2 separate regions of the Homo sapiens genome follow, and region 2 is linked to region 1. Evidence: chromatin loops called from intact Hi-C (ENCODE). Cell type or tissue: mammary epithelial cell. All regions are shown on one strand. Each heading gives the region's core, and the rest is flanking DNA. Links, peaks and the distances in the headings are about the cores only.

Evidence for each region. Peaks named below come from ENCODE experiments on the same cell type or tissue, not always from the same donor. Only the 100,000 strongest peaks of a DNase experiment are listed, where the experiment ranks them.
Region 2: it touches region 1 in a loop (8-fold over the local background); 29 of 110 quality-filtered maps call a loop at or near these places.

The regions. Positions count from the first base shown.
Region 1 is chr2:45,983,939-46,000,908 of GRCh38, forward strand. It overlaps PRKCE (protein kinase C epsilon), which reads left to right. Exons shown (of 15, transcript NM_005400.3): 6 at 613-742. Among named protein-coding and RNA genes, the nearest start is that of EPAS1, 300 kb to the right of the region's middle. In mammary epithelial cell, for the core only: a CTCF peak has its summit at 9,641 (motif pointing right); DNase peaks (open chromatin) are centred at 8,613 and 9,663; H3K27ac peaks cover 318 bases.
Region 2 is chr2:46,642,745-46,658,842 of GRCh38, forward strand. LOC105374584 (a long non-coding RNA gene) reads left to right here. Exons shown (of 2, transcript XR_940058.3): 2 at 5,271-12,245. Among named protein-coding and RNA genes, the nearest start is that of CRIPT, 34 kb to the left of the region's middle. In mammary epithelial cell, for the core only: a CTCF peak has its summit at 7,978 (motif pointing left); a DNase peak (open chromatin) is centred at 7,967.

The sequences.
Region 1 (16,970 bases), core at 7,026-12,025:
TTTTTTTTTTTTTTTTTGAGACAGAGTCTTGCTCTGTCACCCAGGCTAGGGTGCAGTGGGATGATCTTGGCTCACTGCAACCTCTGCCTCCCGGATTCAAGCAATTCTCCTGCCTCAGCCTTCCGAGTAGCTGGGATTACAGGCTCGCACCACCATGCCCGGCTAATTTTTGTGTTTTTAGTAGAGACAGGGTTTCACCATGTTGGCCAGGCTGGTCTCGAACTCCTGACCTCAGGTGGTCCGCCTACCTCAGCCTCCCAAAATGCTGGGATTACAGATATGATCCACTGCACCCGGCCTGAGGTACACATTGAGGACACTGTACTATGATTGCTTAAAGTCCTGAAGTCCTGGAGAGGACCATGTTGGGGAGTAGGCCTGGCCTTGCACAGTCAAATGGAGTAGCCAACAGTGAGTTAAGAGCATCAGGAGCCAAGGCCAGGGCAGGATGGAAGCTCTTTTCACCTCAGGGCAGCTTTTAGAGCCAAGCTAGGGCCTGCCACCTACAATGACACAAGCTCTCTTGGAAAAAGTTCTTTGAGAGTTCCGTTGACAAGTCTTCTGGGGAACTGAGGAGCTCGGTGGTGAACCTGTATCTTGCCATCCCTGCAGGTGGGCTCCCAGCGGTTCAGCGTCAACATGCCCCACAAGTTCGGTATCCACAACTACAAGGTCCCTACCTTCTGCGATCACTGTGGGTCCCTGCTCTGGGGACTCTTGCGGCAGGGTTTGCAGTGTAAAGGTAAGTTGCTCCCTGCCCTGCCCTCAGCCCCTGCATGTCCCCTTCCTTGCTGCCTGCCCCCATCCCTGCTTTATAAAAAACCCTTGTCTGATTCCAGATTTGGCCAAGAACTGAGTGCAAGCCTTTGTTAATCCTGCATTAGTAACTCTGTGCATTTGGTAGGCAGACTCTGGGCAGAGACCATCCAGGACTGGGTGGAGGGAAACACCGAGGAAGGAGGAGGGCGGACTCCACGCCTTAAGATCACTCACAATCTGGGGAGACAAAATGAGTCTACAAAAGCATAATAATTTCAGGAAAGATACATTAGAGCAGAAGAAAAGTAATATTTTTGGAGTTAGGCCATGAAGGAAGTGAGAGGTGTGAATTGAGGCTTTTCTTGCATGGTCCATGGCTCAGTGCTTACTCTTTGAAAGAGCCATGCCAGAACCTTGTCACATAAGGTAGCTTGCTGACTCGTCACCAGCTTGGGACATAGGGGATATTATTCCCATGGCCCTGGTGAGGAAACGGAGGCTCAGAGACTAAGCAACTTGCTCACATCACACAATTTATTAGCAGAAGTAGGATTTGAACCTTGACTCTCGCGTCCTCAGTTCCTTCCTGTTTCCTGCCGTGCCACCCGCAAACAGCGCACTCAGATGATGATGCTAAGTGGCACGGGGAGTAGCATATAACACAGGGAGGTGGAAATGTATTCTGGTGGCCTGAGAAGTGTGTCCAGTTTTATAAGCCGGTCCAGCCTGCTTGCACGGTTGGGCAACCGTGAACTACTAGGCAGGGATATTGCATGGACAATATTTTAAAATAGTGTTTTACTGTTTGTGTGGAATGTATTATTCATAAATTCCCATTGTAGAAAAATTAGAAGAATATAAGTAAAGTATAAGAAAATAAACCTAGGACATAACAAATTGGTCATTGAAGGGATCCCAATGAGAAACTATGAGAATTGGAAATAAGATCAGGGCTGCAGTGGGAATGAAGAGGAGAATGACTTTAATATATCAAGGAGGAATGATTTATTGGATGTAGTGACCAGAAGCAGCTGGGAGGGCAGTGATAGCATTCACTGAGATGGGGATACAAGAGGGAGGATAAGGTTGGAGGTAGAAATGGAGCCTGAGCTGGGGACACCTTAACTCGAGGTGCCCGTGGCAAATTGACACGAAGCTGTCCACCTGTTGGACATTCTCACTGACAGTTGGGGAATAGGTCTAGACTGAGCATTTAGATGTGGGTTTTGTCAGGATCTAAGCAATTAAAGCTATAAAGTCAATGTCATTCTCCAGGGTAAGTACATTGAGTATGAAGAGAAAAAAGTCAAAGATAACACCATGAGGGTGGGTACCAACATCCAAGGGTGGGCCTGCCAAGGCAATGAGAGGGAAGCACTCACAGGTAGGAGGAAAAGTAGCAAAGAATGGCACCATGGAAGCCAAAAGAGTAGATAATTTTTAACAGTTTTATAAAGAAGTGGTGCCAAATGCTTTCCAACAGGTTATTTAAGATAAGACACGAAACATGGGGTTGGATTTAACAACAAGGAGGTCACTAGGAACCTCAGCAGGAGCTGTCTTAGTGGGACAGTGGGATGGAGCCCAAGTGCTGTAGGCTAAAGTGCTAATAGAGGGAGATGTTTTTTCAGAATGTTTTAGTCAGGAAAAAGACAGTGGCAAAGGAGAGATGGATGAGGCAGAAGGGAGAGGGGACTGACTGTTGATACAGCAGGGAAGGGGAGGCGAGCGGGGATGGGCCTTGGGGAGAATGATGGACACCGCCTTCCCCAGATGGAGGGCAAGCCTGGCTACCAGGCCTGGGTGCAGATGCATCTCGGGTGTCAGGGATAGAAATCCAGGAGGAGGTGAGTGGACAAAGTCATCATTTAAGTTTTGAATCTGTTGAGGGCATTGCAAGGAGATTCCCCTTATTTTCTGAAAGAGGAAGTCTTTTTTGAAGTAGGAGGGAGAAGTGGGGGTGTGAGAGGCACGAGGAGGGTGGTGAGGGCTGGAAATAGCAATTGTGGGGACAGAACACAATCCAGCCACTGGACATGAGGAGGTGCTGACTGTGGACATGCCCAGCATCCTGTGAGCTTCCCGGCACCCCTGGAGGTGGGGGCGGAGCCATTCCACTTCCCCGTTGGAGTATTCTTTCTAGTGTGTGACCCTGAACAAAATGGGGCCTGCCTGGAATCCTGTAGGTGAGGTGAAGAGAGCAGAAGAGGAAGAAGGGAGGGGAGCAGGAGTCTCGAGTGTCTAGCAGAGGAGTGATGTGCTTTTGGAAAGATTAGTGTGGTTGCCGGGAAGCAGGGCCTGCTTTGGAGGGAACCCTGATGAGCTGATGTCTGTTTTTTTTTTTGTAAATATATTAATTATTGATCTATCTAGTGAACCTAAATGAAGATACTATCATCATAAATATTGATATTTTAAGAAAGCAGCCCAGACACCCAGACATCACTGTGAGGGCTGTGGGTCCCCAATGACCCTGGAAGAAGGAGGGGCAGGGACAGTGTATTCAGCTCTTGTTGGGCAGGAAATGCTCTTGCCCCTGCTCAAGGAAAGAAGGGGCAGAATTAGGATGCCTGGAGCAAGGGTATCTGTCCATGGGAGCCCAGGAACCCGGAGGGAATCAGGCCGCATGAGGGCTAGAAGACGAAGGCTGAGACCTGAAGCTCCCCAGCCAAAGTGTGCAGACTTTTACTCTTCTGTGGCTCTGATGTTATTACTTGGCCTTTTTTTCCCCTTGCTGCTGTTCTGTGACCCTCTCCTTCTCCCTCTCCCTCTCTCTTTGTCTTCCTCTCTCTTTAATTAAGAAACCTTATTTTTTTAAGAGCATTTTTAGGTTCACAGCAAAATTGAGCAGAAAGTACAGAGAGTCCCTGTATTATGTGCCCCCCAACACACATGGCCTCCCCCCACCAGCATCCCCACCACAGCAGCACACGTGCACAGCCACGGAACCTGCACAGCACATCATTATCACTCACAGTCTGTGGTTTACCTTGGGATCCACTCATGGTGTTGAGCATTCTGTGGATTTGGACAAATGGACAGTGCTCGTTATCTACCATGATAGTATCATACAGATTAGCTGGATGGCCCTGGAAAATTGCCTGCTTCCACTTATCTCTTTAGATCCTTTCTCCTCCTTAAGGCTTCTTGGCCCTGTAGACTCCTTACCCTGTGGAGAGGGGTCATGGCCAGAAGAGGCCAGCATGGGCCCAAGGCAGGGGCTGCTTGTGCCCAGGTCTAAGCCTGGTTCTGCTACTATGATTACTAAGAAAAAGAAATCAAGACTTAGTGACCTGCAAGCATCCCCGAGCAAGTCCCTATGAAGCTGGCTCTTGCACCCATGCAGCCTGGCCCTGTTCCTGGCTTTGGCAGGTGCCCTATGCCACCCTTTGCTGCTTAGGAAGACTCAGCCAGGCTTTCTGTCTTGCTGGACCATGCTAGCAGGGCCTGCTAGGCTGGAGCTCTGGTCCCCTGGTCCTGGCTGGAGATCATCTATTTGGCCTGCTGCCCTATGGCTTCAGCTTTTTTGCCATTCCCGTTCCCATTCCTGGAAATAGATTACAGTATTTTCAGCAAAACAGGTTTCTTCAGAGCTTGGGTCTACGAGGAGGGATCCATGAGACTGTCCTGGTCACTCTTTCTCCAGTCTAAAACTGTCTGAGCCACACAGGTTCAAGCATTGTGTGTGTACCCTTCTGGGGACTGTCCCTTTGTCAGCCAGGTAGAGGGAGCATAATTATGTCTGCTTTTATGACAAGGAAATGGAAATCTGGAAAGAGTGGGTGCATGCAGGGCATACAACCAGGAACTGTGGGGCAACCAGCCCTTGTCCTTTGCAGCCCACAGCCACAGAGGGGCCAGACCCTTGCAGGATGCTCACACGATCATTGGGTAACTGAGATCCTTAACCGAGGGCAGAAAAATGCTGGCACAAAGTGAGCAGGCAAAATAGTTCATTTCTTTCTTTCATTTTGTGACTCAAGTGCCTGCTGCGTCTGAGTCTCTCCAGACTCATTCGTGGGTCTGTCCGAGCCCCTCAACCACTATTAAACAGTCCAGAAATCAGCTTCCCAGGTTCCAGGAGCAGCATCGCTAGTCTCGGGCATTTGTAGCCTTTTCATTCTGCACTTTGTTGGAACAGTGCTGCCTTCTCCAATCTCAGGTTCACTGGCACCATGGGCCTCTCTGGGGCCCTTTTCCACCTGTTTTATTTTCCCATTGACACATGGAGTCAGTGGCCCCTGGAGGCAGAGACACCCAATACCCTTTGATTGCAGTTTCCTTCTCTAGAGAAGATCCAGTTCTCACCTGCCCCCGTCCCATCCCCCACACTCATGTCTCAGCACAGCTGCTCTGAAGTCATCGGGCACCAAGGGGCAACTTCACAGGAAAGCCAGACCTCCTGACGGAGCCTGCAGTTGGGCCTGCGGGGGCCTGTGGAAGCGGAAGCCCTGCTTTTTCTCATCCCCATCTGGGGTGAATGCTCTGCACCTGCTGTCCTCCAGGACAGGGGACGAGGCACAGGGAGGAAGGTGTACTCCACGAAGACCTGGCCTGGAGATTCCTAAAGAATCTTCTTCCTCGCTCCTGCCTCTCTCTGACACACATCTTAATAACTGCTCTGATCTGCGGCTGTTTTCAGGGGCCAAGGGGACAGGGTGTCCCCTCCTCTCCAGTAAGTAGTAAACAGGAGTGGTGGCCTGAAGAGATCACAGGCTAGGATTTGGAGGAGCTGTCCTGGTTTGGGTACTGCCTAGCTGGGAGGTTGCAAGCAGGTCACCCTGGCTTAGTGCCCTTGGCTTTTAACCCCAACTGCCCTCTTCCCTTCTGAGGACAGTAATAAAAAATAAAAATGGAGTGATCTTAGCCACATACCTTGGGGTGGCTGTGCAGAGCCATAAAGATGAAAGAAAGGCCTGCCTGTCTCCCTCCTTCCTTCCTTTCCTTGTTTAAAAAAAAAAAAAAGTATTTTGGATACTTAAAAACACTAAAAACATGCAGAATAATTTTTAATTTTCAACATTTCTGAAAATGTCAGTCCTTTACTATTTTTAACAGCTAGGTCCCTTGTCGTAACTTCAACTTTTATTTTTAGAATTATAAAGAGCACAATACATAAATACATTCTCACTGTTCTTACTGTCAAAGATCCAAGCAAGACTGAAGTTAGATATATATTAAAAATATTAAAGGCTTTCTTTATATTCTCTTTCCACTTTCATCCTCAGACTTCTAAAAATGTGCTATGGGTCCTCTTACTTCTAAAAATGTCCTCTTTTTGTGTGCCTTTGCTGCACGGATACTCACACACACTGCGTTAGAGTCTATTGCTACATAACAAATGACCCCAGGACATAGTGGTGTAAAACAACCAATACTTATTTTCTCAGAGTTTCCGCTGGTCAGAAATCTGGATGGAGCTTAGCTGGGTGCATCTGACTCTCATGAGGTTTCAGTCAAGCTGAGAGCTGGGGCTGTTGTCTCATCTGAAAACTCAACTGGAAGAGGATCCACTTCCAAGCTCGCCCACATGGCCACTGACCAGAAACATCAGTTCTCTGCCGTATGGGCCTCTCCACACAGTGACTGGCTTCCTTCAATGCAAACAAGAAAGTGAGAAAAGATGCCCCAGACACGAGGCAATGGGACATCTTATCGCTTTTGATGTTTTCTGTTCATTAGAAGAGAATCACTACGTCCAGTCCTCTCCAAGGGAGGGAGTTACATAAAAGCATGAACACTATGAGGCAGGGGCAATCAGGAGGCAGCTTAGGGGCTGCCTGGCACACCTGCACCTCCCCATCCACATCCCCTTCGCCTCCTCACAAATGCAATCGTCTTGTCTATGGGGTCTACCCTGACCACTGGGTAGCTCTCAAGCTCTTGTCTCTCGTCTCTTACTTCCTCTGCTTTTTTTTCTAACATAGCACTTATCATCTTCTAATATTCTAAATTACTTTCTTTTTTTTTTTTTTGAGATGGAGTCTCGCTCTGTTGCCCAGGCTGGAGTGCAGTGACATGATCTCGGCTCTCAGCTCACTGCAACTTTCACCTCCCAGGTTCAAGCAATTCTCCTGCCTCAGCCTCTGGAGTAGCTGGGACTATAGGTGCATGCCACCACACTAGGCTAATTTTTGTATTTTTAATAGAGACAGGGTTTCACCATGTTGGCCAGGCTGGTCTCAAACTCCTGACCTCAAGTGATCCGTCCTCCTCAGCCTCCCAAAGTGCTGGGATTACAGGTGTGAGCCACTGCACCCAGTCTAAATTACTTGTATAATGTTAGTTTCTTTCTTTCTTCCTTTCTTTCTTTCTTCTTTTTTTTTTTTGACAGAGTCTCACTTTGTCACCCAGGCTGGAGTGCAGCGGTGCAATCTCAGCTCACTGCAACCTCTGCCTCCTGGGTTCAAGTGATCTTCCTGCCTCAGCCTCCCAAGTAGCTGGGATTACAGGCACCTGCCACCACGCCCGGCAAATTTTTACATTTTTAGTAGAGATGGGGTTTCATCATGTTGGCCAGGGTGGTCTTTAGCTCCCAACCTCAAGTGATCCACCTACCTCAGCCTCCCAACGTGCTGGGATTACAGGCATGAGCCACCACGCCAGACCTTATAATGTTAATTTCTGTCTCTCCCAATCCAAATACAAGGTCCATGAGGACAGAGATTTTTTTTTGTCTGTTTTATTCTCTGTTTACCCAGCATCTAGAACAGTGCCTGCACACTGACATCCAATAAATATTTGTTAATTCAATCCTCCGTGCATAGTTATATAATTTGCTTTTCTACAGTATGTCTTGGAGTATTTCCAAGGCAGTGTACAGACATCTACTTTACTTACTAGAAAGAGTCCACATTGTGGATGTTCCGTAGATTGTTTAAAATGTTGCCCTCTTGATGGATGTTTACTGGTTTGTGTGTTGTCGCCATTTTAATTTATGCTGTCACAGACATCCTCATACATACCTTTTCATGCATATGTGTGAATAATTATGAAAGAAAGGCCCACAGAAATCAAACAATCACTTTAAACCCTTGTCTTTTTGTGGTTGAATTATACAAGGAGGGAATTACATAAGGGCACTTTTACTTGTTTGCTTTAAAGTCAAGCCATGTTAATGGACTGCTTTACCTTCCTTTTCATTGACGTTTAATTTGTGTGGCTTGCATGGTGAGCTTGGGATTCTAGTTCCCTGTTATCTATTGGGTCTGGTCTGAGAGGTGTCATTTATGCCACTGTAGTACTACTACTTTCCGTAGAGTTAGAATAACTGAAAAGCATGTTGTCCTGATTTGTGCAAGGCGTCGTGGTGAACCTGGAGATAAAACATTACTTTAGTTCTCTAGAAACTTGCACTGTGCTTGGTCATTGAACATAATAAGTGAAATCATAGGCGATAATTCAGGCATTGAGTCAGAAATAAGTGTGAGCAATTTACAGGCAAGAGAGGGCCTGGAAAGGGGTGTAGGGAGAAAGAATGCCACAGGAGTGCTTTGGTTGACTCAGAATCCTTTGCAGTAACATCCACAATGCCTGGGGACCATGAGAATGTCCCCTGTACACGTGGCAGATTGGCTGAAAATTCAGTCTGAGCTTTGATCTGAGGAATGCTGGGTAGCAGACAAGCGGCCGATCGTGGTCCCCGGAAAGCTCTGAGTCACGGTTCTGGTGTGATCAGGACTCCAAAATCTCTTTCTGGTGATGACATTTGGCCCAGCATGACCCCAGGGGGGCATCCCTCTTACCTCCTTTCTCCTCATTCTGCGTGAACGACTTTGCGGTCGTTCACTCTCACACCCCTGCCAACTTCCATTGCACAAGCACACAATTTCCCATTTGCAAATATTTGCTCTCTGTCTCTGAGCTTGGCATGACTGGAACCTGTTATGAAATCAAACCATTGCCCTGGCTCACCCTCAAGGGCCAAATTACCCCAACATAAAGAAATTCCTGCAGCATACATGGGCCTGGGCCCCTCCTTAGGAGTGGCTCTGTCACCATTCCCAGAAGGTTGTCTGCTTGCTTTGGAGGAATTCCCAGGAGCCTGGCCTGCCTTTTGCTTCAATCTCAGCTATAAAAAGGGTGGAAACATGGAAACCAAGTCTCTCCAAATGACGGTAGGATGTGTGATAGAAGGTGAAAGTCAGAGTGCCTGAACCCCAGTGTGTCCCCAGACAACACTGCTGCTGCTGCACCACCCAGCACATAGTAGGTCCTCAACAAATGTGTGGTGAATAGCTGGGTAGTAGTAGAAGAGCGCTTCTCTTTTTGTAAGAGCCCCTGGCAAAGCAGATCTATTTCTTCCCGGTACAACTTTATCCAAATGAAACCAGTGAAAGTGAGCACTGAGAGGCATTCTGGAAAGAGAAGCCTTAAAGGGCAGCCTAGGGCTGGGAGTGGATTGGCAGCAGGGGCTCACGGCCTTTGGCCTTGGTGCTCCCCAGTAGTGTTGTGAGGGGTGGGGGTGGGTGGTTCATTTGGCCACATTAATGCAAATGCATCTCAGGTTTCTTTTGGTTCCAACAGGGACGCCCACTGTCCTTTGCTGGTCTGTGGCCTCCCAGTGACACCTGCAGCCTCCAGGAGCCCATCTTGCTCCCGTTATGGCTGCCCAGAGTAACTGGAGCTCCCCTTCCTCACCACTTTGCCCTGGCATTTCCAGACTTTTCAAAGCACTTTCAAAGTCACTATCTCACATCGTGCATGCTAACTGATGTGTGATTGAGATTTTTTTTACATATTAAGATGAGTACATAACTCAGGGGAAATAGCAGACTTTTTAAAAATAAAAGGCAAAGTCCTCAAAACCAAAACCAAAAAAAGATACCCCCTTTGCCGACCTGCCAGCCCAAGTTGTTTTGTCAGGACAGACAGGTCTGGCATTTCAACACCAGAGGGAGCTAGTGGTCAAGTTATGTAGACAAGTTAGTTGCCCTTCTCAAGAAATTCTCAACTTGGCTCTTTTATTCTCTTTTCCGTCACTTCACAGAGAGGCAGAAGACAGCTTTCATGGGTTTGGTGGGTGGAGCAGGTGTGGTGAATGAGCATCAAAGGGCAGCTGATGCAATGAGGCAGGGTAGTGGGGACAGAATTCTGGGCACAGTGCTGTTGCCTGGTCTCTGATCAGCCCGCGGATCAGAGTTATTAGTGATAACTCCATTAGTCAAGTCGGTGCCATGGCCTGGCTGCGCTGGAGTTTTCTTGTTTGTTTTTGTCCTGAGAAAGCCACCCTGCCACCACCTCACCCCACCCCCACCTTTAGCCCAATGGGCATCTTGGGTTCAGTAGCTCAGTTGAACTGTCCAGGCTGGTCTGGGGGGGCTCTCTCCAGACAGGTGACCAGGTTATGTAGAGCATTACGGAGATCTGGCTGCTTATCCTGCCTGGCTTCACTCCAGGAACAGTTTTGGTTTTTAAACATTTTTAGTAGACTTTACTTTTTAGAGTAGTTTTAGGTTCACAACAAAATAGGTCAAAGGTATAAAGATTTTCCACAAACCTTCTGCCTCCACACATGCACGGCCTCCCTCACCATCAGCATTCTGCAACGGAGTGGTATATTTGTTAACGGTCAGTGAACCTTCATTGACACATCATCATCAAAGTCCATAGTTTACATTAGGGCTCACTCTTGGTGGTGTACATTTCCATGATTTTGGACAAATGTATAATGACATGAATCTACCATTATAGTATCTTACAGAATAGTTTTACTGCACTAAAAATCCTCTGTGTTCTGCTTCTTCATCCCTCCCTCTCTCCTAACCCCTGGTAACCACTAAACTTTTTACCATTTTCATAGTTTTACCTTTTCCAGAATGTCCTATAGTTGGAATGATACAGGGGATAGCCTTTTGAGATTGGCACCTTTCACTTAGCAATATGCATTTAATGTTCTGCTATGTCTTTTCACAGTTGCTAACTCACTTCTTTTTAAGGCTGGATAATATTTCAGTGTCTGGATATACCATAGTTTATCCGTTCACCTACTAAAGGACATTTTGCTTGCTTTCAAGTTTTGGCAATTATGAATACAACTGCTATAAACATCCATGTGCGGGTTTTTATATGAACATAACTCTTCACCTCATTTGGGTAAATATCAGTAGTGTAATTGCTGGATCTTATGGTAATGGTATATTTAGTTTTGTAAGAAACTGCCAAACTGTCTCTCAAAGTGGCTGGACCACTATGCATTCCTACCAGCAATGAATAAAAAGTTCCTGTTGCTTCATATCCTGAATGGCATTGGGTGTTATCAGTTACCTCCTTGTATTTTGGCCATTTTAATAGGTGTGTAGTGGTATCTCATTGTTTTAATTTGTAATTTCCTAATGACACATGAAGTGGAGCATCTTCTCCTATGCTTATTTACCATCTGAATATCTTCTTTGGCGAGGTGTATGCTCAAGTCTTTTGCCCATTGGGTTATTCATTTTGTTATTGTTAAGTTTAAGAGTTTGTTGCCTATATTGGATAATATAGGCATATATTATCATATATGTCTTTTGTAAATACTTTCTCCCAGTCTGTTACTTGTCTTTTTATTCTATTGGCAGTGTGTGGTTTGGTTTTGTTTGTTTTTTGTTTGTTTGTTTGTTTGTTTTAGTTTGGGGAGGTGGGGGACAGAGCAAAAGTTTTTTATTTTAATGAAGTTCAGCTTATCAGCTCTTTTTTTCATGGATCATGTCCATGCATCATGGTGTTGCATCAAGAAAGTTATCTGTGTAGCCAAGGTTACCTATATTTTCTTCTATATTATCTTCAAGGAGTTTCATAGTTTTGCCTTTTACATTTAGGTCTACAGTCCATTTTGGATTCATTTTTGTGAAGATCGTAAGGTTTGTGTCTAGATTCACTGTTTTGCATGTCTAGTTTTTCTAGCACCATTTGTTGAAAACTGTCTTTGCTCCATTTTATTGCCTTTGCTTCTTTGTCAAAGATCAGTTGGCTGTATTTGTGCGGGTCTGCTCTGGGCTGTCTGTTCTGTTCCATTGATCTATTTGTCTGTTCCATTGATGTTTTGCCAATTCCACATTGTCTTGATTACTTCAGCTTTATAGTAAGTCTTGAAATTGGGTAGTGTCAGTCTTCTGACTTCGTTCTTTTTCTTCAATATTGTGTTAGCCTTTTGCTTGGGTCTTTTGCCTGGGTCTTTTGCCTCTCCATATAAACTTTAGAATGAGTTTGTCGATATCCATAAATAACTTGCTGGGATTTTGATTAAGGTTGCGTTGAATATATAGATCGAGTTTGGAAAGACATCTTGACAAATACTGAGTCTTTCTATCCATGAATACGGTATATCTCTATATGTATTTAGTTCTTGATTTTTTTCACAACGGTTTTGTAGTTCTACTTATATAGATCTTGTACATATTTTGTGAGATTTATATGTAAATATTTCATTTGGGGGAATGATAACATAGATGGTATTGTTTTTATTTTTAAATTCCATTTGTTCATTGCTGGTGTATAGGAAAACAACTGACTTTTGTATATTAACTTTGTATTCTTCAATCTGGCTATAATCATTATTGGTTCCAGGAGTTTTTTGTTGATTCTTTTGGATTTTCTACATGGACAATCATATCATCTACAAACAAAGATAGTTTTATAGTTTTATTTCTTCCTTTCCAATCAGTATACTTTTTATTTCTTTTTCTTGTCTTACTGCATTAGTTAGAACTTCCAGTATAGTGTTGAAAAGGAGTGGTGAGAGGGAGCATCCTTTTTGTGTTCCTGATCTTAGTATGAAATTGGCTGTAGGGTTTTTGTTGATGTTCTTTATTAAGTTGAGGAAATTCTCTTCAGTTCCTTGTTTACTGAGATATTTTATCATAAATAGGTTTGGATTTTGTCAAATGCTTTGTCTACATCTATTGTTAGAATTATTTGATTTTTTTTCTCTCTTTAGTCTATTGATAACAATTGATTACATTAGTTGATTTTTCAAATGTTGAACCAGCCTTGCTTGCCTGGGATAAATCCTACTTGGTCATGGTGTGTAATTCTCTTTATAAATTGTTGGATTCAATTTGCTGATTGTTGTTGAAGATTTTTTGCATTCATATTCATAAAAGTTATTGATCTGTAGATTTTATAATATCTTTGCTTTGATATTATGGTAATGGTGGCCTCCTAAAATGAGTTAGGATATATTCTGTCTGTTTCTTTCTTCTAGAAGATATTATAGAGAATTGATATAATTTCTTCCTTAAGTGTTTGGCAGAATTCACCATTTGGGCCTAGTGCTTTCTGTTTTGGAAGGTTATTAATGATTGATTCTATTGCTTTACAAGATAAGCCTGTTTGTACTGTGTATGTCTTCTTATGTAAGTTGTGGCAGATTGTGTATTTTAAGGAATTAGTCTCATTTTGTGTGGGTTATCAAATGATAGGCATAATATTCTTTATAATACTCTTTTATTCTTTTAATGCCCATAGGATCCATAATGATGTCCTCTCATTTCTGATATTAATAATTTGTGTCTTCTCTTTCTCTCTCTCTCTCTCACTAGCCTTACTAGAGGCTTATTGAGTCTATTGCTCTTTACAAAGAACCAGCTTTTTGTTGTTGGTTTTTCTCTACTGATTTTCTGTTTTTAATTCAAATGATTTTTGCTCTAATTCTTATTATTTCTTTTCTCCTGCTTACTTTGGATTTAAGTAAGCTACTTTGGTCTCCTTTTTCTAGTTTCCTAAGATAGAGGCTTAGATTATTGATTTTTAGAATGTTTTTCCTAATATATGCATTCAATGCTATAAACTTCCTTTGAAGCACTGCTTTTGCTATATCCCACTAATTTTGATGTTGTATTTTATTTTATTTCATTTTTTATTTTTATTTTATTTATTTATTTTTTTGAGACAGAGTCTCACTCTGTCACCCAGGCTGGAGTGCAGTGGTATGATCTCGGCTCACTACAACCTCTGCCTCCCGAGTTCAAGCGATTCTCCTGCCTCAGCCTCCCAAATAGCTGGGATTGCAGGCATACGCCACCACACCTGGCTAATTTTTGTATTTTTAGTAGAGATGGGGTTTTGCCATGTTGGCCAGGCTGGTCTCAAACTCCTGACCTCAAGTGATCCACCTGCCTTGGCCTCCCAAAGTGCTGGGATTACAGGCATGAGCTTCCATACCCGGCCGGTAAGTTGTATTTTAATTAATTCAAAATATTTTAAAACTTATCTTGAGATTTCTTTTCTCACTCATATGCTATTTAGCAATGTGTTTAATCTCCAAGTATTTTGGAATTTTTGAGCTATCTTTCTCTTATTGATTTCCAGGTTAATTCCATTGTGGTCTAAAGCCAACATTGTATGATTTCCATTCTTTTAAATTTGTTAAGGTGTATTTTATGGCCCAGAATGTGGTCTTTCTTGGTGATTGCTTCATATCTTGAGAAGAATGTGTATTCTTCTGTCACCGAATGAAGTTGTTGATAGATGTCAGTTATATTCAGTTGATTAATGTTGCTGTTGATTCAGTTGATTAATGTTGCTGTTGATTAATGTTGCTGTTGATTTGATTAATGTTTCTGCCTGCTAGATCTGTTTATTTTTGAATAAAGGGGTGCTGAAGTCTCCAATTATAATAGCAGCATCATCTGTTTCTCCTTGTAGTACCATCAGTTTTTGCCTCACTTACTTTGATGCTCTGGTTTTAGGTACATACACGTTAAAAATTACGTCTTTTTTGAGAATTGACCTTTTTATCCCTAATAACTTTCCTTGCTCTGAAGTCTGCTGGGTCTGAAATTAATTTAGCTTTTCTGCTTTTTTGGGTTTAGTGTTAGCATGGTATATCTTACTCTATGTCTTTACTTTTAATCTGTATGTGTCTTTAAGGTGGGTTTCTTGTGAACAACATATAGTTAGTTGGGTCTTGTTTTTTTTGATCCACTCTAACAATCTGTCTTTTAATTGGTATATTTAGACTATTGACATTTGAAGTCAATGATTATTGATTATTGACATACTTGGGTTAATATCTACTATAGTTAGTACTGTTTTCTATTTGTTGCCCTTATTCTTTGTTTCTATGTTTGTCTTCCACTCATTTTCTGCCTTTTGTGGTTTTAATTGAGCATTTAATATGTTCGTATTGTTTCTCTCCTTTCTTAGCGTATCATTTATACTTTCTTTTTTACTTATTTTAGTGCTTGCTGTGGAGTTTGCAGTATGCATTTACAACAAATCCAAATCTACTTTCAAATAATATTGTGCTGCTTCATGACAGTACAAGTACCTTATAATAACAAAATTATCCTAATTCCTCCCTGCCATCCTTGTCTCATTACTATCATTTATTTCACTTACACATAAGCATACCTAGCATATATGAAATACTATAATTACACATAATCAGCACATTACTAATATTATGATTTTGGGCAAACCATTAGCTGTTAAATTAATTAAGAATAAAAATAAAAGTTTTTATTTTACCTCCACTTATTTCTTCACCTTTCTTTACCTGCTCTCTTTTTCATGTAGATCCAAGTTTCTGAGCTGTATCATTTGTCTTCTCTCTGAAGAACTACTTTTAACATTTCTTACAAGGCAGATCACTGCCCATAAATTCCTTCCATTTTTGTTTGTCTGAGGAAGTTTTAATTTCTCCTTCACTTTTGAAGGATAATATTGCAGGGTAGAGAATTCTAGGGTGGTGGGGTTTTTATCTCAACATTTTGAATATTTAACTTCTTGATGGCATGGTTTCTGAGGAGAGGTTGGATGTAATTCTTATTTTTCCTCCTTTATAGGTAAAACTTTTTTTTTTCCTTTGACTTCTTTCAGCGTTTTTTAAATAGTTGATTTTCTGTAGTTTAGAAATTATATGCCTTGGTATAGTTTTTTGTTGGTTTGTTTGTTTGTTTCTTTTTGGCATTTATCCTGTGTGGTGTTCTTCAAGCTTCCTGGAGCTGTGGTTTGGTTTGGTGTCTGACATTAATTTTGGGAAATTCTCTGTCCTCATTGTATCAAATATTAATATTTTTTTCTGTTCCTTTCTCTTTCTTCTCGTAGTGGTAGTCTCTTTTTGCATATGTTACACTTTTTGTAGTTATCACCCAATCCTTGGATATTTTTTCCAGTCTTTGTTCTCTTTATTTTTTCATTTTTGAAGCTGCTATGGATATATCCTGAAGCTCAGAGATTGTTTCTTCAGCCATGTCTAGACTACTAATAAGCCCATCAGAAGCTTTCTTCATTTCTGTTAGTGTTTTTGATCTCTAGCAGTTCTTCTGATTCTTTCTTAGCATTTCCATCTCTCTGCTTATACTGCCCATTTGTTCTTACATGCTGTGTACATTATCCATTAGAACCCTTAGCATATTAATCATAGTTGTTTTAAATTCCCAGTCAGATAATTCCAGCATCCCTGCTATATCTGAGTCTAGTTCTGATGTTTGCCTTGTCACTTCAAACTGGTTTTTTGGGGTTTTTTTGTTTTTTTTTTTCTTTGCCTTTTAGGATGCCTTACAGTTTTTTCTTGCCAGACATTATATACCGGGTAAAAGGAACTGTCAGTAAACAGGCTGTTAGTAATGTGAGTAACGTGTGGAGGGAGGGAAAGAATTACATAGAGCTGTGATTAGGGTGTTTTCATGAATTTGTGCCTTTGAGCTGTGAACCTCACAAGTGCTGTTCAGTCCTCCCCTGGCCTTAGATAGGACAGGATGGCTAGAGTGGGCTGGAGTTGGGGATTTCCTTGTCCCCAGATCAGTCGGGGTCTGATAAAACCTCAATCTCTGATAAAAAAAAAAAACAACCCTCAACCTCTGATAAAATAGTTTCTCCTAAGAGAAGCCCTCGTTAAGAAGAGCAGAGTGCTCTGGGCTATTTTAAAAAATGGTTCTCTCCCCACGTTCCCCACCCCCAACCCCCACACTGAAATCCTGAGATTTTCTCCATATTTACTATGAGAATCTAGTTGAGCTCCTGAAGAGCACGACTCTCAACTGAATGTACAAAAGTCTATCAACTCAACGACTGGGTCCCCCTTAGAGTTTTTGACTCTCAGGCTTGTCTGCTCTGAGCCCATTTGTTGGTTACAGTTACAGTTTTTCTACCCCAGCATTGTTCCTACAGAGGTTTCTGCTTCAGTAAGTTGCGATTCTCTGTATTCGCCTGGTTGGCTGTCTAATTCTGGGAGCAGCAGTTTCAGTTTGCCCTAGGACTTCACTTCACTTGGTGGATCTCGGAAG
Region 2 (16,098 bases), core at 5,129-10,128, 660 kb after region 1:
TTTATTAGGGGTTTTAGAAGGGGAGAGAGTGTACGAATAGGGAGTGTGTCACAGAGATCACATGCTTCAAAAGGCAATAAAAGATCACAAGGCAAATGGCAGAGCAAGATCACAAGGACAGGGCGAAATTAGAATTACTGATGAGGTTCCATGTCCTGCTGGGCACGCATTGTCATTGATAAACATCTTAACAGGAAACAGGGTTCAAGAGCAGACAACCAGTCTGACTAGAATTCACCAGGCTGGAATTTCCTAATCCTAGCAAGCCTGAGGGCACTGCAGGAGACCAGGGTGTATTTCATCCCTTATCTTCAACTGCATAAGACAGACACTCCCAGAGCGGCTATTTTAGAGACCTCCCCCTGGGAATGCATTCCTTTCCCAGGGTTATTCCTTGCTGGGAAAAGAATTCAGTGATATTTCTCCTATTGGCTTTCTGCAGGAAGAGAAATATGACTCTGTTCTGCCTGGCCTCACAGGCAGTCAGACCTTATGGTTATCTCCCTTGTTCCCTGAAAATCACTGTTATCCTGTTCTTTTTTAGGATGCCCAGATTTCATATTATTCAAACATATGTGTTTTACAAACAATTTGTGCAGTTAATGCAATCATCACAGGGTCCTGAGGCGACATACATCCTCAGCTTACAAAGATGATGGGATTAAGAGATTAAAGTAAAGACAGGCATAGGAAATTATAAGAGTATTGATTGGGGAAGTGATAAATGTCCATGAAATCTTCACAGTTTATGTTCAGAGATTGCAGTAAAGACAGGCATAAGAAATTATAAAAGTATTAATTTGGGGAACTAATAGATGTCCGTGAAATCTTCACAATTTATGTTCTGCTGTGGCTTCAGCTGGTCCCTCCGTTTGGGGTCCCTGACTTCCCGCAACAGGAAACACTTTCATAATATTGCTTGTGCTTTTTCATTGAACACATCTTGTACAAGGCCCCCTAGAGGCTATTCCAGGCCTTGAGGCCACATGACCCTTCTGGCTGTGTCTCTGCCTGCATTTTCCCTCTTGCTTTCAGTTCAGATGACTGAAAGAGAACTAGGGCCCAGCTCCACTTTTCAAGACAGAGTGCAAGTTACACATAACTGAGTGGCCAACTATGGCAGGGGATAGGTTGTGGGGAGTGGTGGGGTGGGGGGCTTACAAAGCAATGTTTATTCAGCAGGGACCATGCATATGGCAGGAAAATGTACCTACCCAGCCCCAAATGAAACATTTGCTTAGTTAGAAAGGAAACTGGAACTTTTTGGTGTACAACCTTAACTTTTGAAATTGGTATCAGGTACAGAATCCCCATGTTACCTCACAAAGCCACAGTCCAGGTGAAAGTGTGAAAAGACTATGGGATTGGCTTACTGTGGTTATTCCTGTGGTTTATACCTCAAACTAACAATTCTCCCTGAATCCCACATCAAGTCTGCTGCCTGCTGAGTCATCTGGCCTCTTTGACAGCACCCATCAGTCTTTATAAAGGCTTCCTTATATAATATTTATAAAGAAAGGGGCTGGGCGCTGTGGCTCACACCTGTAATCCCAGCACTCTGGGAGGGCAAGGTGGGTGGATCATGAGGTCAGGAGATTGAGACCATCCTGGGTAATACGGTGAAACCCCGTCTCTACTAAAAATACAAAAAAATTAGCAGGGTGTGGTGGCAGGCACCTGTAGTCCCAGCTACTCAGGAGGCTGAGGCAGGAGAATGGCGTGAACACGGGAGGCAGAGCTTGCAGTGAGCCGAGATTGCACCACTGCACTCCAGCCTGGGAGACAGAGCAAGACTCTGTCTCAAAAAAAAAAAAAAAGGGGGGTGCAGTTTGCAGGCCAGTGGACTAATGCACCCTCACCATATAGCCCCACAGAAATTGGTCTGCCATGGAGCTCTAAAGAACTCATAATTTCTCCAAAAGGACCATCTTTCTACACCTATGCAATTGTTCAAGATCAAGGGTCAGCAAACTGTGGTCCACAGGCCAGTTGCATATTTATGCACATAAAGTTTTATTGGAACATAGCCATAGCCATTTATTCACATAGTGTGTATGGCTGCTTTTGTGTACAATGGCAGAGTTGCAAATCCTAAAATATTTACTGCTTGGCCCTTCAAGAAAAAGTTTCCTGACCCCTGTTTTAGTTAGTTCTGGAATGATGAGCATGTGTGGAAAATCCTCGGGTTGATGCAGAAGCTTAGTGGCTGCACAGTAGTGATACATTGTTTTCCCAGGCTATTTTATTGTTTCTTAATTTCTTAATCACTTTGTGGATTAAATTCATGGCCAGAAGTAACTCAGACATCTCTAAGGATTGTCCTATTGGCATAAGCTAAAGCACGTATTATTCTACATTCATGGATTAAAATATTAAGTAATTTGATCTAGATGATTGTTTACAGTTTAACGCAAATACACTTAGTCTGTTCTGATTATTTACTCAAGGATTATATTACTACATTCACTCAAGAATAATAGTATGTAATCATTTCCTGTGGGATCTGCAATGTTTGGGCCTTCCTTCAAATTCGGTTCTCTGATTTGTCTCCATGACATGGAGTTGGCCTTTAGGTTATGTGATTGAGGTTCCTCAAACAGGATGTTAATTTTCCACTCTTCGTGGCAGGAGAAATATAGTCTAATCTCATGATTTAGTGAGCCAAAGAGCTGTATCCCTTTTCACACTATCCTTCTTTTATAAAATAAATGTTAATTTTGTTTCTTTGTGCATCTTTTGGAACAAACTTGTATTTTCAAAGCCCTCACCCCATACTCAGGTGAGCATACTTTCTAAGGCAGCCCATTTGGAACAAATGAGCTTTAGCCAAGAGTTTAATGATAAAAATATATTGCTTGCAAAAGCTCTAATTTAGCACTCTGGTGCCTCCTACATGGTTTTGCCAACAAACTCATCTTTGCCTGGAATATAGGCTCTTCGAAGGCAGCTGCCACTCTCTCTTCAAGATGTGAGGGGGAAGAGAGTTTGAGGCTTTTCATTGTGAAGGACCCTCCACCCCCGTGTTCCTCCTACAGGCTCCTGATTCACACAGCACAAGTTGAGAAACAGGGAAATGGAATCTTCTTGCCCAGGCATGTAGCAGCTAACTCCTTTGAATCCGAAAAATGTGTGTTCATAATCACCAAGTTTGAAATGCAGAGTCATCACTGCTGCTGGAAATCTGAGGCTGGTTCAGAGCCAGACCAGCTGCTCCTGGGGCCCTCTTCTACTTAAGAGGCAGTCTAGCCTGTGGCCTAGCCTGTTCAAGGTTGCTCTTTCCCCAGAGCCCTGGTACTCCCTCTGTCAAGTTTCCACTTATCTTTCTGGCCTATCCAGGAACCCTTCTCTGAGTTCTCAAGGACTGGCTAGGTGTCCTGCCTCACAGTCACCTACAACCTGCATTTTCCTCATCATAACTTTGAAATTGCTACTTTGCCTATCTTCGCATGGGCTCTTCCTCCAACTACACTGTGAGAGCCTTAAATCCAGAAACCATGTCTTTTTTTTTTTTTTTCAAAGAGAGTCTTAGATGAATTTGCCAGGACTAAAATACAGAGTTCCTTGTTCCCTGTATATAGCCCACTATAGAAATTCAATGGTTTTTGAATGAAAGGATAAATGAGTGAATGAAGGGACTTCGGATCTGGCTGGGGCAGAGACTGTGGAGCTAGAAACTTAGGTTGCTTTCCCTTTCTTCCCTTCCCATCCCTCCTCTTCCAAAACCCAAGTCTGACAGGCTGTGAAGCACCTCTATATACGACTGATGGAGCTTTAATTGTTCACCCAATCTTTAGAAAAGATCCTTTTAATTCAGCACTGTGCCCGAAGTCCAGGCACTTAGCTCTGGATGCCCGACTGCAGAAAATACCAACAGCCAGTAGAAAAACTGCACCAATGCTGGGGGTCCTATTTTAATTATTCTAGAAAAATTCACTTTTTGCTCAGTGTTTGGTTTCATTTGGGGCTGACCTCCTTTCTTGCAGGCCCTAGATTCGTGAAATCTATATTAATCAGCAGAATAATATTAGCCAATTCCTTACCTCGTTTTTCCTTCCCCTCATTTGGACAGCTAGCCTGGTTTGTACTCCTTATCTCAGAGATGAGATGTGATAATAAGAGGCAGAGAAATAAAAGTATGTTCCTGGCTTTTGGATTCAGAAGTTGCCCTTATGGGAAGGAAAAAACAAACAAATGTGGCATAGATAAAATATTTGGAAGAAAAGATAACAAGAGTAGAAAAGAGTTTCTTAGGGGGAGGAAGTGAATTCATGGGAAGGTACAGAGGGCAGAGATGTTTCTGGATCCTGTGTGCTACTTCACCCTGGGAAGGTGACACAATTGCAGATGTTTTTGTGAGACTTGGGAGCAGAAAAGACATGTTCTTTGCATCCTCAGTGAAGCCCCAGAGGAGAAATGGGTGCATAATGGGTCCCCACTGAAGAGAACGTAGGCAGATGTGCAAAGTTTCCCATGCCCCAGTGAGAAAGAAGCATGTCTCTTCATGCCCAAGAGCACATCAGAGAAATGGAGAGTGCTCCTGAATCCGAAAGGGTCACACAGACAAGAGTGAAGAATGTCTCAATAAATACCAGTGTGGAAGAATGATCTTGAGGACCACATCCTTCACTCTCTCTCCTTCCCCCCTCCCTTTCTGCACATCTTGCATCTCAGAAGCCCCCTCCCGGAAACTAGATACAACTCCAGGGGAAGGTGAGGTTGAAATCCACAAGTTCACTGAGATAAAGTTTCTGACAATGCAAAGAAAGGGAGGCTTGAAATCAAAATTAGTTTCTATTTCTTACATAAATGTCTGGACTAGAATTGTGTCCACTGCTCAGATCTTACTTATATTCAGGGATGACGTATCTCATGGAAGAACAGGGCTCAACGAGCCACTTAAATGTCTTCCTATCAAATGTTAAGGTTCTAGAAACCAAATGGTGGGTATATTATCCAACATATGCCGTGAAAGCAGAGCCAATCCTGGGGGAAAGCTTCTCTCCTAATGGTAAGGTGTCCATATCCTCTGCCCCAAGAACCAAGACAAGTGATCTGACAAGTGTGAAGACTGCTTTTCAACATGAAAAAGAGTTTTCTTAAACTCAAGCATGATATTGGCTCTACTTTGAATATCAGTTACGAAAATTCATAACGAGCTGAGGTATCTTCACTAACATTGCAAATTAATTTCTTGTATTCATCACAATGACATTTATGTGTATTTGAAAAGTAATCCATATGGATGAGCATATTTTTCATTCACTCTACAGACGGAACATGCACGCTGGTTTGCAGATCCCTTGCAGTGACTCTACAGCTCCCAGGAATCTGAGGTTCACAAGGTGAAACCTACCAGGCCAAACAATTTAAAATTGGTTTTGTTTTGAAAATCCAGTAAGTATGATGGCAATGTCTTGCAGAAATTCCTCTTTTAGTATTCCAGTCTGTGGGCTCTGGCAGAAGTAATAGTCTGCTGCAAACAGATCACTCTTTTTTGTTTGCAAAGTCTTCGTACCAGCTGAATCACAGCTTGCTTTTCACTTTTCGTAACACCTTGCAACATCGCAAAATATTTGCTGGAGTTTGTGAAGGGCGGCTGCAGAATTAGTAAACTGAAAGGAGGCCTTCCTTTACTCCCACCCCTGTCAGCACCTTCTGTTCTAGCAGACCGAAAGGCAGCTTGAGAACTCTGATTGCTTCTCTAGATTATGACAATTCTTGGCACCATCGCCCGGGGCAAGAATGGAAGCAAAGGAAACATTATGGAGTTTTGCAGGTGCCAGTACATAATATTGTCACTTTACAAAATTGAATTTATAAATGACTTCATGAAGGTGAGTTGCTATGGTAACCAGCCTTCTCAACTTTTATATCTGGAAGTAAGGATCATATGGCCCCTTCTGTTTGGGACTATGTATTCTGGGTTTAATGAATAACTACCCATCCTCTAACTTCTAGTTAACTAGGCTCATGGGATGCTAGACCAGGAAGCAACATTAGCAACCATCTCATTCCACCTCCTTCATTCATAGATGGGAACTGAGACACAGAGAAGTGGCACTACACAGCTAACGTGTGTCAGCCCTGAGCCTATGGTTTCTCACTTAGTTTTCTTTTTTTCACAATGAGTGATTTTTGCAAGCCAGTTTAGTTATATATTGTTATTTTTAAACATTTTAGATTGAGAGGGTCCATATGCATATTTGTTATATTGTGTGCTGATGGGGATTGGGCTTTATGTTAGTCAGGGTTCTCCAGAGGAATGTTTTCTTGCTTAGTTTTCTAGTGCTCTTTTCTTTCTGCCACACTGAATTTCTGAAGGGACGCACCCAGCTTCCACGAGTGGATAAGAGACATGGAACCACAGTTAGACACAGGGCCACTGTCACTTCTTACTGAGATGTTAAAACAAGTCCTGTCCATGTACTGGTGTGTGAAGTGTCTAATTTTCTCTATCAGAATTATTACAAATTCCACATGACAACAACTTCCACTGATTCAAAATGATGTATGGGGGGACAGTGTGGGGAGGTGGGGAATGACCTGAGGAAACGTGATCTAGTATTGTGGTTCCATAGTCTAGCATACATAGATTAGCAATCTGCAAAGAATTAGACTGTACCCGAATTGTAGTGAGCATAACGTAAACTTCCTTTAGTCACTCAAAAAAATATATCTTTGGTTTTTTAAAGTCTAGTTTCTTGAACAATAATTCCTGTTGCATAAATACATGAAAAGGTGCTTCGGATAACAGCTTTTCTTCCAGTTAAGAAATCACCAGGCCACAGAAGATTTAGCTATTAGGATTTTCCATAGATTCTTGGAGTGAAGAATGGCAGAAGCTTAAGAGTATTTAGTACATTCTTCTAAAAGCAAAACAAAATGCCAAATTAAAACTAAACAGTGAAATTAGAGTGTTCGTTCACTTTAAAGAGATATGAATACAAACACTGGATCCTCAACAGTCTTTAAACATTGCAGATCACCTGGATATCTTGTTAAAATGCAGATTCTGGTTCAGGAGGTCAGGGAAGAGACCCAAGATTCTGCATTGCTAACAAGCTGTCGGGTGGTGTCAATGCCGCTTGTCCTTGGTCTATACCTTGAGTAGAAAGGGACTAGTTAACTTGCTGTCTCCTTGAATGTGTTTTCTGTGAGGGTCAGCCCTGACCACCCCAGTCACAGGAATCTTTCTGGCCTCCGGATTCCTAGTGCTCATATTGTATATATCGTCCACAAGGTACTTAGGTACTGTTGTATATTGGTATGTCCCATATGTGCATGTCTTCTGTCCCCAACCAGATTGTAAGCCCATCTGTGTTTGCTCAGCCCTGTGTGTGCAACAGAGGTGCTGAATGAAGACCTATCGATGATTGATTGATACGTTAAAGATTATTTCCTCCTTCCTCAGAATGCTACACTTCGCTCATCAATGGAGCTCAAGATGTAAAAGTCTGGTTTAAGAGACATTGAATCTATTCTGCCTTTTATTATCCCTTTCTTATAAGTTGACTTTTAAGAAATCAATGACTGTGTGGAGAGTTCTAACTGGGTACGTAATAAAATAACCAACTGTGGGGGTGGGCAGGGGGCCCTATCGCACCAGGAAGCTTGTTTATTGGTTGCATTAGACCACTAAAGTGGAAGCACTGAGATATTCTGGAAAGAACACAGCTTGGGGGCCAACAGATCTGGGTTCAGAGCCTTACTGCATCACCTACAAGTTGTGTCTCTTTAGAAAATTTACTTAAAATTACTGGGAATTTATTTCATCATCTGTACAATGGGCTACTTTTTTCTGTGATTGTTGTAAGAATTGTAATAACTGTTAAATTGCCTAGCATGGTGCTCAGTACAAGATGTTACACTCTCGGCGGAATCACTTCCAAGTCAAATTGGAAATTGACTGTTAGCCACCCATCACTCTGGTTTGAGAAAGCTGGTGGGATAGTTTACATGCATGGCATTAGCGCCATCTAGTGGTGTGTTACTGCCTACGCTTCCTTACGGAATTCTCTCTTCCAGTACCTTTGAATGGCCACTTAATTTATTCATTTTATTCAACAAGCATTTATTGAATGCCTACTGTGTGCCAGACACTGATTTGGCAGCTGAAGCTACAACAGTGAACAAGATAGATCATGGTCCCTGCCTTTAGGGAGTTTGTGGTCAGGTGGGAAGATAGAAATAAAATAATTACTGAAATAAAATTTGAATTCAACTTATGAAAAGCACTATGAAAGAGTACAGTAGCCTGTGAGTTTATAATAAGGCTTCCCTAGGGAAGTGACATTAAAGGTAAGAAGCATAGAATCCAGTCAGGAGACCACATCAGGCAGGTAACAGCTGCCCAGCGGCACCTCCCTGGACACATTTACCCCATCAGGATCAGGAACCTGCCAGTCTGTCAGGAGCTCCCATCTTGAACTGAGGCCTGTTTCATCAATCATCTAATGTCTATCACATCCCACTCTGTGCAAGTCACTTTACGTACGCCACTGCGGACTTTCTCATGTTATCCTTTTACAGGCGATGTGCAATGAGGTTAAGTAACTTATACAAGGACATAAAACGGCATGTCAGAGTCAAGATTCACACCAGATCTTTCTGCTCACAGCGCCCATGCTCTTTCCTCTACTGAAGCTGTCTCCCAGATGCCAAGCCCAGATCTCTTTATTCTGCATTATGCTGCTTGCCTTGACAGAAAGGAAACCATTAGAAGTGCTTGGGGAGAACGAAAATGCAGAGGGAGGGCGGGAAAATTAAATAACAGCCCAGTGGGTCATGTGTGAAGGGCAGAGAGGAAACTGCTGACTTGGCTAGTTATGTTCTTCTGGTGTGATTTTAGGAAAGTAAACCCAAGAGATCCCTTTCATCAGGAAAGAGAGTATCCCTAATAATGTTGCTTATACTCTTGTGGTTTAAAATGTGTTGCAGCTGCTGCTAAATTGAAATGATTTGGGGGATCATTTGGAGAAGAGAGGTTATCCTCTGGAAATCTATAGGAAGTTGCAAGGATTAATAACCACTAAGGAGCAGAACATTGCTGGGTCAGAAAATAGCTGCAGGACTTAGAGGTTTTCTGCAACACAGGACTTTCAGCTTCAAAACTGGGACATTCTCATGGCAAACTATGGCGATTGGTCACCTGGCAGTGAGCCAGACTGGGAGGATCTGATGTACCCATGGAAGTTAGGCCGAAACACTTATTGAAATCTGGGGTCAATTTGAGGCCTTGGCCACAGACCAATGCAGAAAAGGTGGGCAAAGCGTGGTACAACGAGTACCTTGGTACTCAGTCCCTAGATTACCAACCTAGAGCACCTGCTGTAGGCCTTGCATGCAGAATTAGTTGGCCCCAGTTCTGAGGGAGGGCTCAGGCAGAGGACAAGAATGATCACAGAATCAGGCCACTCTGTGCTTCAGCTTCCTTATCTGCAAAATTGGATAAATAGCAGCACTTTGTGCCTAAAACTGCATGTGAGATCTGTTAGTTAATATGTGTAAAGTGCTCAGAATGGTGCCTGGTCCATATGAATATAGGAAGTATCACCATGGAATTCTCAGGAAGAGAAACAGGTGTGTGGCCCTGGCTGGATCATGTCTATGATAGCTCAGTTTTCCATCTGTAAAATGAAAATCAAAGTCCCTGCCAAAGCTTTCAGAAGAAACAGAACAAGACACAGTCAACAAGGAAAGAAGTCACAGATAGTAGGTAGGAACTTGTGCTCTGAAATCAAACCCCCTGGATTACATCCAGCTCTGCCTCTTAGATGTTCATTTATTTATCTGCCATACCCCAGCCACCACCGCAAGACCCAAGAAACCAGGGTTGAAATGCCAGGCACCAAAGCTGCTGCAGCCATCATCCAAACCCTCCACACAGACCAGTCACTGGCCCCAGTCACTGGCCCAAGGCAGGGTGGAGCATCCAGACAAGGTGGGGAATGGAATTTGCCCAATAATGGATGCCAATGATTTGAGGAAGACAGCAGCCAAGGGAGAAATGGAAATGCAAACCAGGTACAAACACCAATGGGCCCGGCGCTGTCCTGAGCACTTTATGCATTAGTTCATCTAGTTCTCCTGGCAGTCTTATGAAGTAGGCACTGTTATTCACCCCATTTTACAGATGAAGAGACTGGGGCGCACAGTGGCTATAACTTGCTCAACTCACAGAGCGAGCCAGAACTCTGGGCAAGTTTGTTGACATTTCTAGTCCCTAGTTCCTCTCAAAAGAATGAGGGTAATAAGTTATGACATCTCCTCATAGATTTGTTATGCAGATTAGATGGGATAGTCTATACACAGCACTTAGCAAAGGATCAGAAACATTTTAAGCACTCATACTTAAACCCAAAGTCACTCACTAGGTAATTGGCGTGATAAGATACATGGGCTATAATTACCAAAAATATAGCTGGTAATTTAAGAAAATGGCCAAATGTGCAAGGTAGTAAAAGTCTAGGGTGGGGCAGGGGACATAAAATACCATAGGAACTGAGGAACAGGGGGTCAGGTCTGAAGAATCTGTTTTGCATGAGACACTTTGTAGGCCTTTGGAGAGAAATTGTGAGGAGGACTTGAAGGACGGACAGTTGGCCCCCAAACTCCAGGCTTTCACTCCCTGAACTAAGAGGGACCTTGAGCAAGCCTTCACCTCTGGGAAGAAGCCCTCAGCAGCCCAGATAGGAGAGCTGAGGTGTCTGGAAAAGCCCACACCGAGGCCCAGGGCTGGGCCAGTTATGGAAGGCCATCAGTGCAGCCCCGTCTTGACTCCTGCTGCAGAAAGACTGGGCAGGGCCGCAGCTCCAGCCCATGTTCCAGATTTCTGCCATGACCACCCTCCTGCGTGCCAGCTTGAAACCACTGTTTGTTGACATGATCTCCCTGACTTCATCCATTTAGATCATCTTTGGCTCACTGACCTCAGCCCACTCCCTTCACCTGCTCTATTATTTTATTGTGACCCCTGATTCCAGGCAAGACATTCCATTCACTCCATCAGCCCCAATCTGGGAACCTTGTCAGCAAAGAGGATTGGCCAGGGATGAGGAATTGTGGTGAGGTGAAAGGAATATCTCTGATAAGAGATGTAGCAATGCTACTCACTAATAGCTCTAGATTCTTGGCAAATGCCTAGGAACTCACCCCACATTTTTCAGCAGAGGGTGTATTAGCTGCATTTTGGAAACCTATTAAGAGTTGTAATTAGCAGCAGGGAGAGAACAAGAACTCTTCTCTAGGGCAAGTGATAACAGCAGTAAGCATTGAGTGGACAGTGATCATCCAGCCAAGCCATGATACCTTTCCTCCTCTTCCACCTCTTAAAAAGAGACTGGAGCTGTGCTCTCAGGCTCAGGGAATTCTACCTGACTGTACTGCTTTGCCTCCAGATGGATTCCCTCTCCTGAGCCCTTTCAGGTAGACGGCTGCATTGGACAGTACCTGGTTTGCATTTCCATTTCTCCCTTGGCTGTTGCCTTCCTCAAATCACTGGCATCCATTATCTGGCAAATTCCATTCCCCTCTTGTCTGGATGCTACACCCTGCCTTGGGCCAGTGCCTAGCGGCCCCTGGCCTGTGTGGAGGGTTTGGATGATGGCTGCAGCAGCCTTGGTGCCTTGCATTTCAACCCTGGTTTCTTGGGTCTTGAGGTTGTAGCTGGGATGTGGCAGGTGGAACCCAACAAGGAGATTTACCTCCAATGGTAAGGAGGGGTTTCTGTGCGAGGAAATGAGCACCTGGGAACCCAGGCGGCCAAAGGTGATTGAATTGTTCCGCACAAACTGGGTTACCCCTCAGGGCTGATGTGGCCTGGAGAGACACCCCTAAAGTCATCATGTGCCTCTAAGATTTCGCTAGGAAAGTTTCCAAGAAAAGGCTAGATTTCCATTGGGCTTGAAAGGTGAGCCACCCACACTGGGCGCTCAGGTCTGCATTTCTGCTCCAGTGTTCCCTCAGTCCAATTTTACACAGCAGTAACACCCTCTTCCCCTCATGTTCTGTTGTGTTCTGCAGATCCTACAGGGGAACATCATGATAATGAAACCTTTGTGTTTTCCATGGCTGCTACAAAAAGACCAGATCAAACATTTTATGACACTTTTGTTTTTGTGTTTCTGTATGCTGCATGTGAAAATATCTATTACACAAATCAAGCACTCTGCTTTCCATTGCCAAGCATCTTTGGCACAAGAGCTGTAATAAGAAGTGTAATGAACATAAAACAGTTTTTAGAATCACTCCTTTGGTAGCTGGTATATGAAGCTGACAAGGCCCCCTCTGCCAAAGCTGCAGAAGGTCGGGCATATCCTTCCCTTAGCTCATATGGCTGCAGAGGAAGGAGGTGTCTTTCTTTGGGCTTCATCGCCAGGCAACCCACACACTTTGATGCTCACCTGTCTGCCTTGGGGGACTGGAGTTGAATGACTGCTTGTTTTGCTCCTGGGATCTGTGGGCTCCACAGTCGTCCCAGGCCTCCTTGCTTAATCGGACTCCCACCCATGGCATCTGAGTAGTTCCTCTTCTGGTCCTGTCACTATCATCTCCCTTTCTCTCTCTCAAGGCCTGTCCTTCTGTAGTACATCTTTTTAATAACTGGTAAGAGTCTCCTCCGACCTTCCCTTTGGAGACCTTTTCTCTTCAGTCAATCCCCGCCCCACCCAATCCCATCCCTTGTTCTCAGCGTCCTGCTCACAATCCCTTTTACTATGCCACTGACTTACCCAGACTGGCTAGGACATCTCTATTTGCATTGCATTGCAATATGGACTGAGGTGAGCTTGCCTATGAAATCAGCTGTGAACTTATTTTTTGTTAACTGTGATTTTAAAGGGCAGGGAGGAGAAAATGAATACTGAGGGAAGGAAAGGAGACCTAACATTTATTGAGTCCTTGGAGTTCTTGAGATAGATGCCTCATACACGTTAACTTATGCATCCTCACAATGATCTTGGGAGGTGTTATTTACTCCATTTTACAGAGGAGGAAATGGAGGTTAAATCACTTACACAGGCTGGGCACGGTGACTCACGCCTGTAATCCCAGCACTCTGGGAAGCCAAGGCAGGAGGATTGCTTGAGCCCAGGGGTTTGAGACCAGCCTGCCTCTACAAAAAAATAATAAGTTTTTAAAAATCACTGCCCAAAGTTCCAAAGCTAGTCAACAAAGAAACCGGTTACAAATTTGCTCTTCATTTAGTGTAAAAATCAATGAAACTTTTCTGAATGTTTCAGTCTTTAAAAAAAAAAAAAACATGAAGCATGCCATCCAATGAGCTGTGTGACCTGGGGCAAGTCAGTGGACCTCTCTGGGCAATAGTTTGAACATCTTTAATGTCAGGAGCCTGTGCTAGAAGGTCCTAACTCCTACAAGCTTTTAACCCAGGCTGTAATTGCCCTTGGGACTTCTTCACATCCAGTCCAAATCTTTAAAGAACCCAAGTCATGCTAACAAGAAATAAATGACTAACACTCTGGGAGCGCTAATCAGGAGCACTTCAGGAATTCCCTTCCTTTTTCCTGCCAGGCAGCAGTTTCACAGCCATTCTCCAGCTCTCCTAAATCAGGATCTGTGGGTGGACAGGAGGATGAGAAACACAGTGCTAAAGGGGCCTGGGTTTCTATGTCACCACCCCTGCCTACCCTCTGCCGCAGCCACTGTAGCCAGCGTGCCTCCACCTGGCTGTCTTTCCCTACACAGCCCGCATGCCCCCCATAGCTGGCTGCACTATGGGAAGGACTGATCCCCACCAGACAAGCTGGACTTTCCTGGCCTCCCTTGCACCCTGGGAGATCCTTGTCCATGTGGGGGAAATAAGATTATATTTATTAAAAACAATATAATTTATAGCCTCCGTGTACACACCTTGAAATTCCTGGGGCCATAAACTGGAAGGGCATTTCTTTAATCCCTGCAATTTACAGTTTTTACTCACCTGGCTTAGGTGGGGGGAAGAATCACACACATACATACCTGTTCACACATACACACATATGTATATGCACGTGTGTATACTGACTCTCTCCTTGGGATTTGCTAAGCCTCTCACATGAAGCCTCAACAGCCCTAGGGAACTGTGCTCAGGTCTCTGATTCCGCTGGAGCTTGCCAGCATTCCAGGGCCAAGTCAAGACTTTTGTAAATTGCTGAGAACTGAATTCTGACCTGGGAGCAAAGAGTGGACAAAGAATGGCACAGAGATGCCAAGGAAGCTGAGTTCAGGAGGGAAAGTGAAGCCTGCCCCACTCACCATGCTTGTCCTCTTCTCCCCAGCCTCCCAAACCCCAGCCCCTACACACACACCCGAAAAGAGGATTCAGCAACTGAATATGAGAGGGACAGACCTGGTGGAAGGCTTTGGTACCTGTGAAACTGTGCCCAGTTATTGATCTAGAGATTGACCACCAGAGGCAGTGTTATCATTTAAGACGAGTTTCCTTTGGCACTCACCATATCTTACAGCTTCTCCTATTTGTTCTTGTCCCAATCCTCTTCCGGCCCCCATCCAAGAAGCTCTGTGCAATTCAGCTAAATTTGTAGGACACTACTCCAGTTAGCACTGTGCTTAGGAATACAAAGTCCTTCTGGTACCAGGTCTGTTGCAAGATCTTGCACTTCTCAAGGTCACAGACTTGACAAGAACACTTGACTATGTTCTTGCTCCAACTTACAGAAACTGGAATGATGCAAGAAAGATGATGACAAGCTCATGCTCAAATAAAATGCCTGGGTCTTTCATCAAAACAGTGGCCAAGAAGCACATATTTGTACATTTTAAGTTAAAATAAGATGTTGAAGGCTGGTGTGTTTCATTGTCTGTTAACTGGTCAACAGTCCCAATTGCTTTTTTTTTTTTTTTTTTTTTTTTTAGATGGAGTTTTGCTCTTGTCACCCAGGCTGGAGTGCAGTGGTGCGATCTCAGCTCACTGCAACCTCCGCCTCCCGGGTTCAAGCAATTCTCCTGCCTCAGCCTCCCGAGTAGCTGGGATTATCAGCATGCACTACCATGCCCGGCTAATTTTTGTATTTTTAGTAGAGACCAGGTTTCACCATGTTGGCCAGGCTAGTCTCGAACTCCTGACCTCAGGTGATCCACCCACCTTCGGCCTCCCAAAGTGTTGGGATTGCAGGTGTGAGCCACTGCGCCCGGCCCCAGTTGCATTCAGTGAGAGCATGTGTGATGATACCTTAACTCCTATTTTTATTAACATCTAGTTTGTAAAGGACTACAGAGACACTGTGCTGAGCACCCTGGAAGGGTGGGGCTTGAGCCAGGCTGATGGACACGTGGGAGGACCAGGCTGGGGAAGGACTTGGGGCATGAACTTCTGTCTGGATATAGCACCAAGTGGGACAGGGTCGGGGGTCAGGGAGATTGGATTGGCCAGAGCACAGGAACTTGCAAAGAAATACACAACAGGACATAGGTAGGATAGAGAAGAGGCAAAAATATGTAAGTAGGCACCAGTTAGTGTAGCACATGATTTCATATACTGTATATACTTTAATTTAATCATAGCAACCATGTGAGAAGAGTACTATATCTTGACTTTCAGTTGAGGATTAGGCCCCAAAAAGGCTGCTGATACAACAGTACTTAATTTCAGGTGGGGCTAGGGACAGTGGTTCCCCAGCCTCTGACAGGGTTCGTCAAAGATTATTTATTTGCTTAATCTGAGCTACTTAGTGGTAAAGCCTAGATTCCATCCACCTTTTGTCTCCAGGCCTAGTGAATGCTCTTTTCATTTTACCTCACCTACCTAGTTACTACCATATTAACTTGCTAAAAATATTCTATGAAATGGATTCTATCTGCAAATAAATGTAAATAATATATGTGTCTTGCTGAAGAAGAATAAAATAAGCACTTGCGGCCCCACCACTCAATTTAAGGCATAGAATATTACCACCGCTATCGAAGGTAGCGTGAAGGTCACCCTTCAGAGGCGACCATGATGCTGAAATGTCTGCTGATGACTCCTTTACCCTTTACAATGTTGCCACATACATCTGCTGAATAATTTCCATTTGCCCCTTCAGCTCCGTCTCCAGGCTTCTCCATACTGCCGTGTGTCCCATGAGGCTGGCCCATCTG